2 separate regions of the Homo sapiens genome follow, and region 2 is linked to region 1. The links are chromatin loops, found by intact Hi-C in ENCODE. Cell type or tissue: A673. All regions are shown on one strand. Links, peaks and the distances in the headings refer to the core of each region. The heading gives the core; the rest is flanking DNA. Region 1 has its middle 48 kb from the start of TAS2R16. Region 2 has its middle 25 kb from the start of TAS2R16.

Region 1 (5,401 bases), core at 75-5,074:
GAAAAACTTCAAGTAAACAATCTAATGATGCACCTTAAAACACTAGAAAAGGAAGAGCAAATCAAACCAAAGATTAGGAGAAGAAAGGAAATAATAAAGATCAGAGCAGAAATAAATGAAATTAAAGTGAAGAAAACAATACAAAAGATCGGCAAAAACAAAGGTTGATTTTTTGAAAAGACAAACAAAACTGATAAACCTTTAGCCAGACTAAGAAAGAAAAAAGCAAGAAGACCCAAATAAATAAAATCAGAGATGAAAAGGGAGATATTACAATAATATCATAGAAATTCAAATGATATTTGAGGGCATCATTAACAATCTATACTAACAAATTTGAAAACCTAGAAGAAATGGACAAATTCCTAGACATACAACCTACAAAAATTGAACCATGAACAATCCAAACCTGAACAGACCAATAATAAATGTAATAAAATTGAAGCCATACTAAAAAAGTATCCCAGCAAAGAAAAGCCTGGGACTTGATAGTTTCACTGCTGAATTTTACCAAACATTTAAAGAACTAATACCAATCCTCAAATCATTCCAAAAAATGGAATAAGAGGGAATACTTCCAAACTCATTCTATGAGGCCAGTATTACCCGGATAACACCACCAGACGAAGCCACATTAAAAAAATAAAACTACAGACTAACCTCCCTGATGAACAACGATGCAAAAATCCTCAACAAAATACTAGCAAACTGAATTTAACAACACATTAAAAAAATCATTCATCATAATCAAGTGGGATTTACCCCGGGGATGCAAGGGTGGTTTAAAAGTTTAACACCCAATAAAGCAAAAATTGCTTTATTGACTGAGAAATAGTGATGCCTTTCATTGAGTTTAATAATAAAAGATAAGAAAAAAAAAACTTCTGTGACAAGGATGAGTTGAATTGTAGAGTCCCTGCATGTGAAATGCCAGTGGGACATATAAGATTATATGAGATGTCAGTAGAACTATCAAATATTATCATTGGATATATGAGTACTTAAAATCAATTGGTAGAAAGTATAGATCCTATAATTATACTGGTTTAGTTAGAAACACCCTGACTGTGAATAACAAATACGTGATTTTAAAAGATAGGGATTTTTTGTTTCCCATGTAACATGACTAATTTGGATTTGGATATTTCAGGGCTTGATGCTTCAGCCCCAGGATGTCATCAATGACCCAAGCACCCTAGGCCTTTCCAGTCTTCTATTCTTTCTGGTGGTTTGTAATTTTAAGGTCACCATAAGGTCATAAAGTAGTTGTTTTAATTCTACACCAAAGCATCCACATCCCATGAAGGAAGAAGGAGGAAGAGAGCAGGACAAAGTTACATACTAGTAGAGTTTAGTCCTTCTTTCAAAGAGATTTTCCAGAGATCTTATCCAATAACTTCTATCCATACCTCTCTGGTTAAAACTATGAAATGTGGCTGCTTTTACCTGCAAAGGAGTCTTATGTTAGGCACATTGCTATTCCAACTAAATCAAAGTTCTTTTAGAGCAGAAAAGCAAGAAATCAAATGCTGGTTGCATTACTGGTAGTGCCTGCACTGTCCCCTATGTTCAACCTACATATATTAAAAAAAGAAAAATTCATTTGAAGGTTTATTTTAAGGACATGCTTTTCACCATTATATAATTTTTTTTGCACTTTCCAAAGCAATTTTACCTATATTTTTCTCATTTGTTCTTCACAACAACCTCGTGAAATCAGTGGACAGTAATGTTTTCCCAGTTATCTTAAAGAAGCAACAGAAAAACCTGGTTAGTAAGCAGTTAAAATAAAACTAGAAGCCCAATTTTATAAAATCAGAGCTTTTGATTGTAAAAACAAACAATTCTAATTTTTAACTGAATTGACAGGATGTTTTTAATATTACATAAGCACAGTTTTTCCACCCTTCAGAAAGTACAGAAATTATAGCAGTTTATTTCCAAATTGATATCAAAAAGGAGTCTACAATTTGCCTAAGTCACTCAAAAGCCAGTATTAGAAAGACATCCAAAGTCTCTTCAAGCAGATGCCAATCAAATATGTTTTGGAGTAAGGGGATAGCAAGAGAATGGATAATCAGTTTCTCTGTTCTCTCTGACTCCTTTATTTCCATATACTCCTTACTGTGATGAGGAGGGTCTTTGGTAAGACAGAGACTTCATTTGCTTCGTAACATGTTGCCATGAGATAAAATTGAACATGTGAGGCCAGGCGTGGTGGCTCATGCCTGTAATCCCAGCACTTTGGGAGGGAGAGGGGATGGATCACCTGAGGTCAGGAGTTCGAGACCAACCTGACCAACATGGTGAAATCTGTCTCTACTAAAAATACAAAAATTAGCTGGGTGTGGTGGTGAGTGTCTGAAATCCCAGCCCCTCGGGAGGCTGAGACAGAATCTCTTGAACCTGGGAGGCAGAGCTGACAGTAAGCCGAGATCGCAGCACTGCACTGCAGCCTGGGCGACAGAGTGAGACTTTGTCTCAAGAAAGAAAGAAGGAAAGAAAGAGAAAGAAAGAAAGAGAGAGAAGGAAGGAAGGAAGGAAGGAAGGAGGAAGGAAGGAAGGAAGGAAGGAAAGAAGGGAGGGAGGGAGGGAGGGAGGGAGGGAAGGAAGGAAGGAAGGAAGGAAGGAAGGAAGGAAGGAAGGAAGGAATTGAACATGTATATGGTAGATGGCCCATTCTGGGAAGGAAGGAAGGAAGGAATGAAGGCAGGAAGGAAGGAAGGAAGGAAGGAAGGAAGGAAGGAAGGAAGGAAGGAAGGAAGGAAGGAAGGAAAGAACTGAGCATGTATATTGTAGATGACCCATTCTGAAGAGACTAGGAAAAAAGAAGCCTCTTTCTTTGAGGAATGGTAAGAACCTATCAGTCTCTGACATGGCAATTGTCAGTAACCCTGACCTCAGAGACCCTGAAACTGCCCACAGAATGAAACTGGACCCTATAAGAGTATCAGAAGGCTAGAGAAGACAGATGACAATCTGGAGGAAGAGGAGGGCAGAAACTAGAGAAAGAGGATATCCTTATAGGAGACTGACTGTATCTAACAGTAAGGCAACTTGATGTAAAGTAATTTTGCTCACCTATGTGGCTCCATTTGCATCTGTATCAGCTAGTCAAAAATCTGCTCTCTTTCTCATAATGGACTGTGCTCAAATTCATTTCTGGATGTTGTGAACAGGAATACATTTATTTGTGGTAATAAAATAATAAATTTATGAAAATAGTTTTCAAGTATTGTTTGAATTATAAATTGCACTAGTGGTCATACCTATCTAGTAATGCCTCCTCTTCATAGTTCTGCACATCAAAAGAAAATACAGGTATTGATGCAACCAATCCATATTATGTATATATGGGTGTGTGTATATCTATCTATCTAGATAGATAGATATATCTATCCATATAGATATATATCTATATCTATCCATATATATCTATATCTATATCTATCTATCCATATATATCTATATCTATCTATCCATATAGATATATATCTATATCTATATCTATCTATCCATATAGATATATATCTATATCTATATCTATCCATATAGATATATATCTATATCTATCCATATAGATATATATCTATATCTATCCATATAGATATATATCTATATCTATCCATATAGATATATATCTATATCTATCCATATAGATATATATCTATATCTATCCACATAGATATATATCTATATCTATCTATCCACATAGATATATATCTATATCTATCTATCCACATAGATATATATCTATATCTATCTATCCACATAGATATATATCTATATCTATCTATCCACATAGATATATATCTATATCTATCTATCCACATAGATATATATCTATATCTATCTATCCACATAGATATATATCTATATCTATCTATCCACATAGATATATATCTATATCTATCTATCCACATAGATATATATCTATATCTATCTATCCACATAGATATATATCTATATCTATCTATCCACATAGATATATATCTATCTATCCACATAGATATATATCGATATCTATCCACACAGATATATATCGATATCTATCCACATAGATATATATCGATATCTATCCACATAGATATATATCTATATCTATCCACATAGATATATATCTATATCTATCCATATAGATATATATCTATATCTATCTATCCATATAGATATATATCTATATCTATCTATCCATATAGATATATATCTATATCTATCTATCCATATAGATATATATCTATATCTATCTATCCATATAGATATATATCTATATCTATCTATCTAGATAGATCTATATATATCTATGTAGATCTATATAGATATATATAGATATTTACAGATATATACAGATACATGTAGATATATATACAGATATATATATATATATATATAGAGAGAGAGAGAGAGAGAGAGAGAGCATACACATTTTGGTCGAAGAAGGAAATAGAAAAAATGGAACATTTCACCCTTTTTGCAGACTATAGGACCTGGATTATTTTTTGTTTGCTACATACATGTTAGCAACATTAATCTCCAGGTCTAAGGTTATAGCCACCTTGTCATGCTACCTGCATATCAGAGGTGCTTTCCAGCTGATGATTAATTTAAGCATCTTAATATATCTTGGAGAGTTATTTAAACAGATCAAGACACGAACTTATGACAACATAAGGAGACACAAGATGAGAAATAGAACTGGAATATTCTCCACTGTCTTGGTCAAATTAGAGCTCCAGTATTTTCTCCAAAATTTTTCAGAAGTTCATCAGTATCCATAGGAGGTCAGAGAAAGTTAAAACGAAATATAAAATAGAGAAGTATTGCTTGGAGGCCTTTTGGTTCTAGAAAAATAAAAAGACGTGACTATGGATGCAACCTCCTTTCCTGATGATCTTTCTTTACTTTTATCCATTCCTTGAGTTTGCTGATACATATGCTTTGTATAAGTCAATTATCTTGGTTTATAGTTTTGTCATTCTCATGACCAAATGTTAGTACAATGACAAAATTTGCTACATATTGCATTTCCATCCAGAAAACATTTTGATATTCCTGGCCAAAGCAATTGCCCATTATATAAAAGTCATTTATTACAATAATGATTATTAAATAAACTGATCAACTTTTGACATTTCTGCTTTAAAAACATCATTTCCACCAATCACAGTACTCCTTTCAACATTCTTCCTTTTGTGACTCATATGTTTCCTTTTCAATTACCATTCAATTTACCTTTTCAATTAATACTAAAAAACGTAAGTGCTATGACAATGTTATGAGAATAATCCCACACAAAACCTTTAAGAATTATATTTTCCATTAACCTCAATTGTGAGAGTTGTTTTCATTTTTTGAGAAAGGCAAATTCATCAACCATGAATCACAGTGGTTTAGGAAATGG
Region 2 (5,401 bases), core at 245-5,244, 73 kb after region 1:
AGAAAATTAGAGCAAGACATTTTAATTCATTTACTAACATTTCTAGAAAAATATTTGCCAATGTCAAAAATAGTCTTTCTAATTAAATTTCATCTGGTTTCCAAATATGTACTATGATTTTCTAGTTTGAAAGGTATATAGTATGAAGCTTATTTTTATTTCTTGAACACGGACTGCATATGTAGTAACAGTAGATAGAGGAAGTATTAAGGAAAGGCATACATTGTGGATTATCAACTAAATAGTACAAAAATTTCTTTAAAGGCAAAAATAAGCATGTTACTTACAGTAATGGGGTTAATATCAAGAGAATCTATTAAAATTTGAAAGTATCATTTCTCTTAATAAATTTTGCAGAGCTCTTGTTCTTTTAAAGCCTTGTGCATATATAACGTGGATAAAAACTAAAACTAAGCTACATTTTGAGATATAAAAGCCAAAGAAAAAAGATTAAGAAGAAAATACATCAAAATGTTGATGATATTATTCGTTGTCTTAATGGTAGGTTGCAACTGATTTTTGCTTATCTTGCCATTTCTCTATTTTCCAAATTTTCAACAATAAATACATATTACTTACATAATCAGGAGGTGGGGGGAGAACTTGGATAAACAGAGAAAAATATATGAAAAGAAAGCTCTCTTGACCAGTTTTAATTCCCAGGCTCTCTAATGCCCCACATCCTTTCTCATTAATTTTTAGTCATTTGAAATGTTTTCATGTCTCTCCTGACAACACAATCAGCTACTCTACAATAGTCCAATTTATTCTAGGTTCTAGGTTATTCCTGAACACAAGGTTTCTCAAAAAGTAAACTGGCCTATATATTTCAGCTTTCTTTGATTTCTAAAAATAATCTCTGTGTTTCTCCATAACTTTTTGCCTCTAGCTTATCCTAACCTAAAGCTACCTGGCTTTGCCTACCTTTTCTATCCTCCTCTTCCCCTACCAGGAGATACAAACCTCAGTTCCCCAATGTTCATGATTTGAAAAGCAGGTTAAATCGTGATTCAACATATCTGTGTGGAATTACAATCTACTTTCCCAGGCTGTTTTCCTCACAGGCTAGCTGATGTCGGCCAGAGGAGTGACAGAACTTTCACTGTCTCTAGTTAAGGGGAATGTGACATTGAATGTCATTGTTCACCCTGGAATAGTATAGCCCAGGCCCTCCACACTGTTGCCCAGGTTACAAGTTGATCTGCATGAAACATATAATGTCCACGAAACTAAGGATCCTGCAGAGCCAATCATTTAAGGGGACAAATCATATAAGAAAAGAAAGCTGTTCGTAGAGTGTTCGTGCTTTCATTCTTAGAAGAAAGGCTAATTTCAAAACTACAACCTCGTGGAGACAGGGAAGGTGACAGGAAAGGGCAGATAATGGTTTGCTTTTTACTAAAACATAAATATTTTATATATGAAAACTGAAACCAGCTTCTGCTCTGGTGTTTGGGTTTTATTCTCTAGCTAACATTTGCTTTTTCAAATTTTAGCAGTAATATTATAATACAACAGCTTTTCCTAATATTGCTACTGTGCCTCACTCAGCCATCATGGATTACCTCTTTAAATGTTGCTTCAGTTACATATATAGTCATTATTAATATTTCAGGCATATGTTTTACAAATTATTTCCCATATTTAAATTCTTAGTGGAACAAAATAGTCCCTGGTCCTCTTTTCCTACCTATATGGGGGAAGGGTGGGGATCAGAGAGAGAAAATTATTATAAGCTAAGGTCAGGGTCACAAGTAAAGTGTTCATTCCCATCTGAAAAATATATTTCAGTCAATTGTTTGGTTAAACAATTCTAAGAGCATAAAAAGGTCCTTGTATTTACATGGAACACAGCTTGTATTTACATACAGTTTAAGGTCTTGATGTGTAAACATGAGAAGATGATGCAGTCTCTCCCTCAGGAAATAACACCTACTTCCTTTGTGCTGAGGAACTGGGAAGCTCTCTAGTGTGAAACGAAAAGAATCATTCAAGGGAAGTGTATTAGGTTGTTCTTGTGTTGCTATAAATAAATGCCTGAGTCTAGGTGATTTATAAAGAAAAGAGATTTAATTGGCCCACGGTTCTGCAGACCGGACAAGTATGGTGCTGGCAATGGCTTCTGATGAGGGCCTCAGGAAGCTTACAATCACAGTGGAAGGCAAAAAGGAGCAGGCAGTTCGCAAGGCAAGAGCAGTAGCAAGATGAGGGGAGATGCCACACATTATTAAACAACCAGATCTCACGAGAACACACTAACTATCATGAGGAAGGAAGGAAGGAAGGAAGGAAGGAAGGAAGGAAGGAAGGAAGGAAGGAAGGAAGGAAGGAATATATAGTCGTGGGGTATGGGGCAGGGGAGTAGAATGGCAGGCAGACAGGCTGCTGATTTAAAGTGGATTAACCAACTCTGAAACACAAAGAAATCTGGAGAAACAGTGACTTATATTAAGAAAAACAATTTTAACTTACTATTTGCAGGAGCAGTGGGGAGCAAATATTAGATGTGTGGTCATATCAAAAAAGAATATTAAATTCTATCTTATAAAGCTGGAGCAATCACAACATGTAGTTGAGACTTTTTTTAAAAGGCACAAAAGACAATAAAAGACTGAAAAGAAAATTAAATTGATATTATATCTTCTGAGTCTGTGGACATGGCCAACTGTGCACGGTGCAGCAGGAGCTGGAGGGGATGGGCACTGTGTCAGCATGAAAGAGGTTGGTTACAGCACACTTGGATTTAGAGAGCTTTTGGAAGATGACAACCTGGTTTGGTTATTTTTTTATTTGTCAGAGTGTATTAAATGTTGTTAATTTCATAAAATAAAGAAAAAAGTCAGACAAAGAAAACTGAATATGATAGAGCTTAAGATACTAAAAGAATATCTACAAAGACTGGGAGTGGGATGGGGAAGTTAATTACCAACATTCATTCTGATTCTTCTACCTATATTTTATCAGAGCCTTTGGATCTCCTTTTAAACACAACTTTTCTTTTCCTTGTAACGTCACTCCAAATTTTCCTTATTTCCCTTCCAACTTCTAATATTTTTTCCTCCACTTCTTTTCATCCTCGTTTTCCTTTAATTCCAATTTTTCTTTCCTTAATGCAAGAGATATGCAAAGTATAGAACAAAATGAAAGGGTCATTTAAAAATTAGATGGAGAAAAATTTGCAGCAACATGGCAGAACATTTAGGGTACCAGTTCAAGTCTGTTCCTCCTCTCCTTTGCAAAAACAGGACCAAAAAGAAGGATAAAGAGGAGAGAAGAAGGTGGAGAAGGAAAGAAAGAAATCAAGAGGAGGAATAGAGAGGAGGAAGAGAAGGAAGGAGAAGGAGAACAAGAAAGAAGAAAGAAGGGAATTTCCACAAATAATATCCAGTGACCTGAGCTTGAAACACTCAGGAGTAACTCAGCCAAATTGCTCTCCCTGGGAGTCAAGGGAGAAGCATAAGGGTGGCAATGAGGAAGGTAAGGTATAGTATTACTGTTGAATATAAAACAAAGGGGACAATGTGTAAGTTGGATTGTTAAAATATATAGTCAATGCTTTTAGTGATGAAAGCAAAAGTATGATAATCTATTATAAAAGTTTCTTTTTTTGCCCATTGCTATCAAATGGCATACTAATTAGAAAGCAAAATCATGGTGAAGTGCATTGTTTACAAAACATGTAACAATTTAAATTATAGTACATATAAATTCTTAAATACTGCCCATACAACTTTTAATAATTCAGTTTAGTATGTAGTTGCTAGTTCAGATAAATGGTTTCAGCATAGTTATTTATTAAATAATGAAAGATCATTTATTAAGAAGGCTGGAAGTGGCTAGAAAAATATTCAGGTTGGTTTCTTTTTATATGTTCTTATAATAAATGTGAAAATCCTGTAAGTTTAAGCAAAGATCAGATTTGCAACCTATTTGAACACCAAAAACTAAGGGCTGTAATATTGCCAAACGTTTAGTTTTACTCCATATAATACCATACTATAAGGCTTCACATTTTTAAAAAGTTGATGATTATACCCCCACTGATTTTATGATCATTATGAATCCAATTTTCCTGTGGAATTTCTAAAGAATAAATTTTTAGAGAAGTGGAAATATAATCATTAAATAAAACATATTTTAGAATACATAGTGAAGCTATCAGTAAATTCAATTTATATTAGTAGGACAACTATGCTAGGGCAAACTACTTAAATGGTTTGTAAAGAATAAATGTCTTTTTAAAATGTTTTCTCTAATTCAATCAAAATTGCTAACATCCATTCTTTGTTCAAGACTGTGTATTAGGCAATAAGGTAGATTAAATGTAATAGGTGAGAAACACATACAAATAATTACAAAACCACACTTGCTTTTATGAATGCTTTAATAGTTCAATAGTGCAAAGAGAGAATGGGTGTGGGTGATATGAAAATAATATTGGCAAAATCTGGAAAATCCCCATGGAGAAGCAAGAATCATGCAGTGCTTTCCACAGACATTACAGGAAAAGGAAGTTTCAAGAAGATGGAAAGTAAGGACAAAGTCCCCTAAGTAGAAAAGCTTTTACTCCCAAAGTTTCTTCACTGTATCGATTTGAAATTTGTTCCCCTGTGATCTCAAGCCACTGATATTTCTCCTCTCTCTGGGATCACGCGCACTAAAACTATTCATTGCTTTAAAAGAAAAAGCCATTGTGACATCTTGAGTGATTTACTAAACGTTTCTGTTCCTCACTTTTCAATAGAATCAGGATAATAATAGTATTTGCCTCATAGGTTTGTTTTGAGGTTTGGACTGTTTTATTCATGTTGCATACTCAATACAGTTCTCGGCACATGTACTGAGTTCATTTACATTAGGTGCTCTGAACAGTGCCTAGTTCAGTAATGTTAGCTGTCATTATTATTATCATCATGTCTGTCATCAAAAACAATAAAAAGCCTGTTAAATAAGAAAGCTTTTAATAATTGGTGATTGTATCACTGGGTCTTCTGTAAATACACATCCTCTATCCTTTCTTAACTTATAATTTTAAAAAAACATATTTTTTCCTTTTATTTTTATTTGATACATAAGTATACATATTTATGGGATACAGAATGATATTTCAATACATGTATGTAATGTGTAATGATCAAATCAGGGTAATCAGCATATCTATCATCTCAAACATTTTTCATTTTTTAATGTTAGGAGCATTCAAAATCCTCTCTTCTGGCTTTTTGAAAATATACTTTAAATTATTGTTAATCATATTCACCACACAGTGCTACAGAACTCTAGAACTATTCCTCCCATCTAGCTGTAACTTTATATCTTTTAACCAACCCTTCCTATCTTTCCCTCTCTCTACCTTTCCCAGCCTCTAATAACCACAATCCTACTATTTGCTTCTATGAAC

The links. Hi-C counts contacts between places; a loop is a spot of excess contacts. Peaks named below come from ENCODE experiments on the same cell type or tissue, not always from the same donor. Only the 100,000 strongest peaks of a DNase experiment are listed, where the experiment ranks them.
Region 2: it touches region 1 in a loop (17-fold over the local background); 1 of 110 quality-filtered maps calls a loop at or near these places.

What each region holds. Positions count from the first base shown.
Region 1 is chr7:123,041,289-123,046,689 of GRCh38, reverse strand. No RefSeq gene overlaps it. Among named protein-coding and RNA genes, the nearest start is that of TAS2R16, 48 kb to the right of the region's middle. In A673, for the core only: no CTCF peak of the experiment used is centred there; DNase peaks (open chromatin) are centred at 2,409 and 2,839; H3K27ac peaks cover 2,266 bases.
Region 2 is chr7:122,968,007-122,973,407 of GRCh38, reverse strand. No RefSeq gene overlaps it. Among named protein-coding and RNA genes, the nearest start is that of TAS2R16, 25 kb to the left of the region's middle. In A673, for the core only: no CTCF peak of the experiment used is centred there; DNase peaks (open chromatin) are centred at 2,287 and 2,657; H3K4me3 peaks cover 2,602 bases; H3K27ac peaks cover 5,000 bases.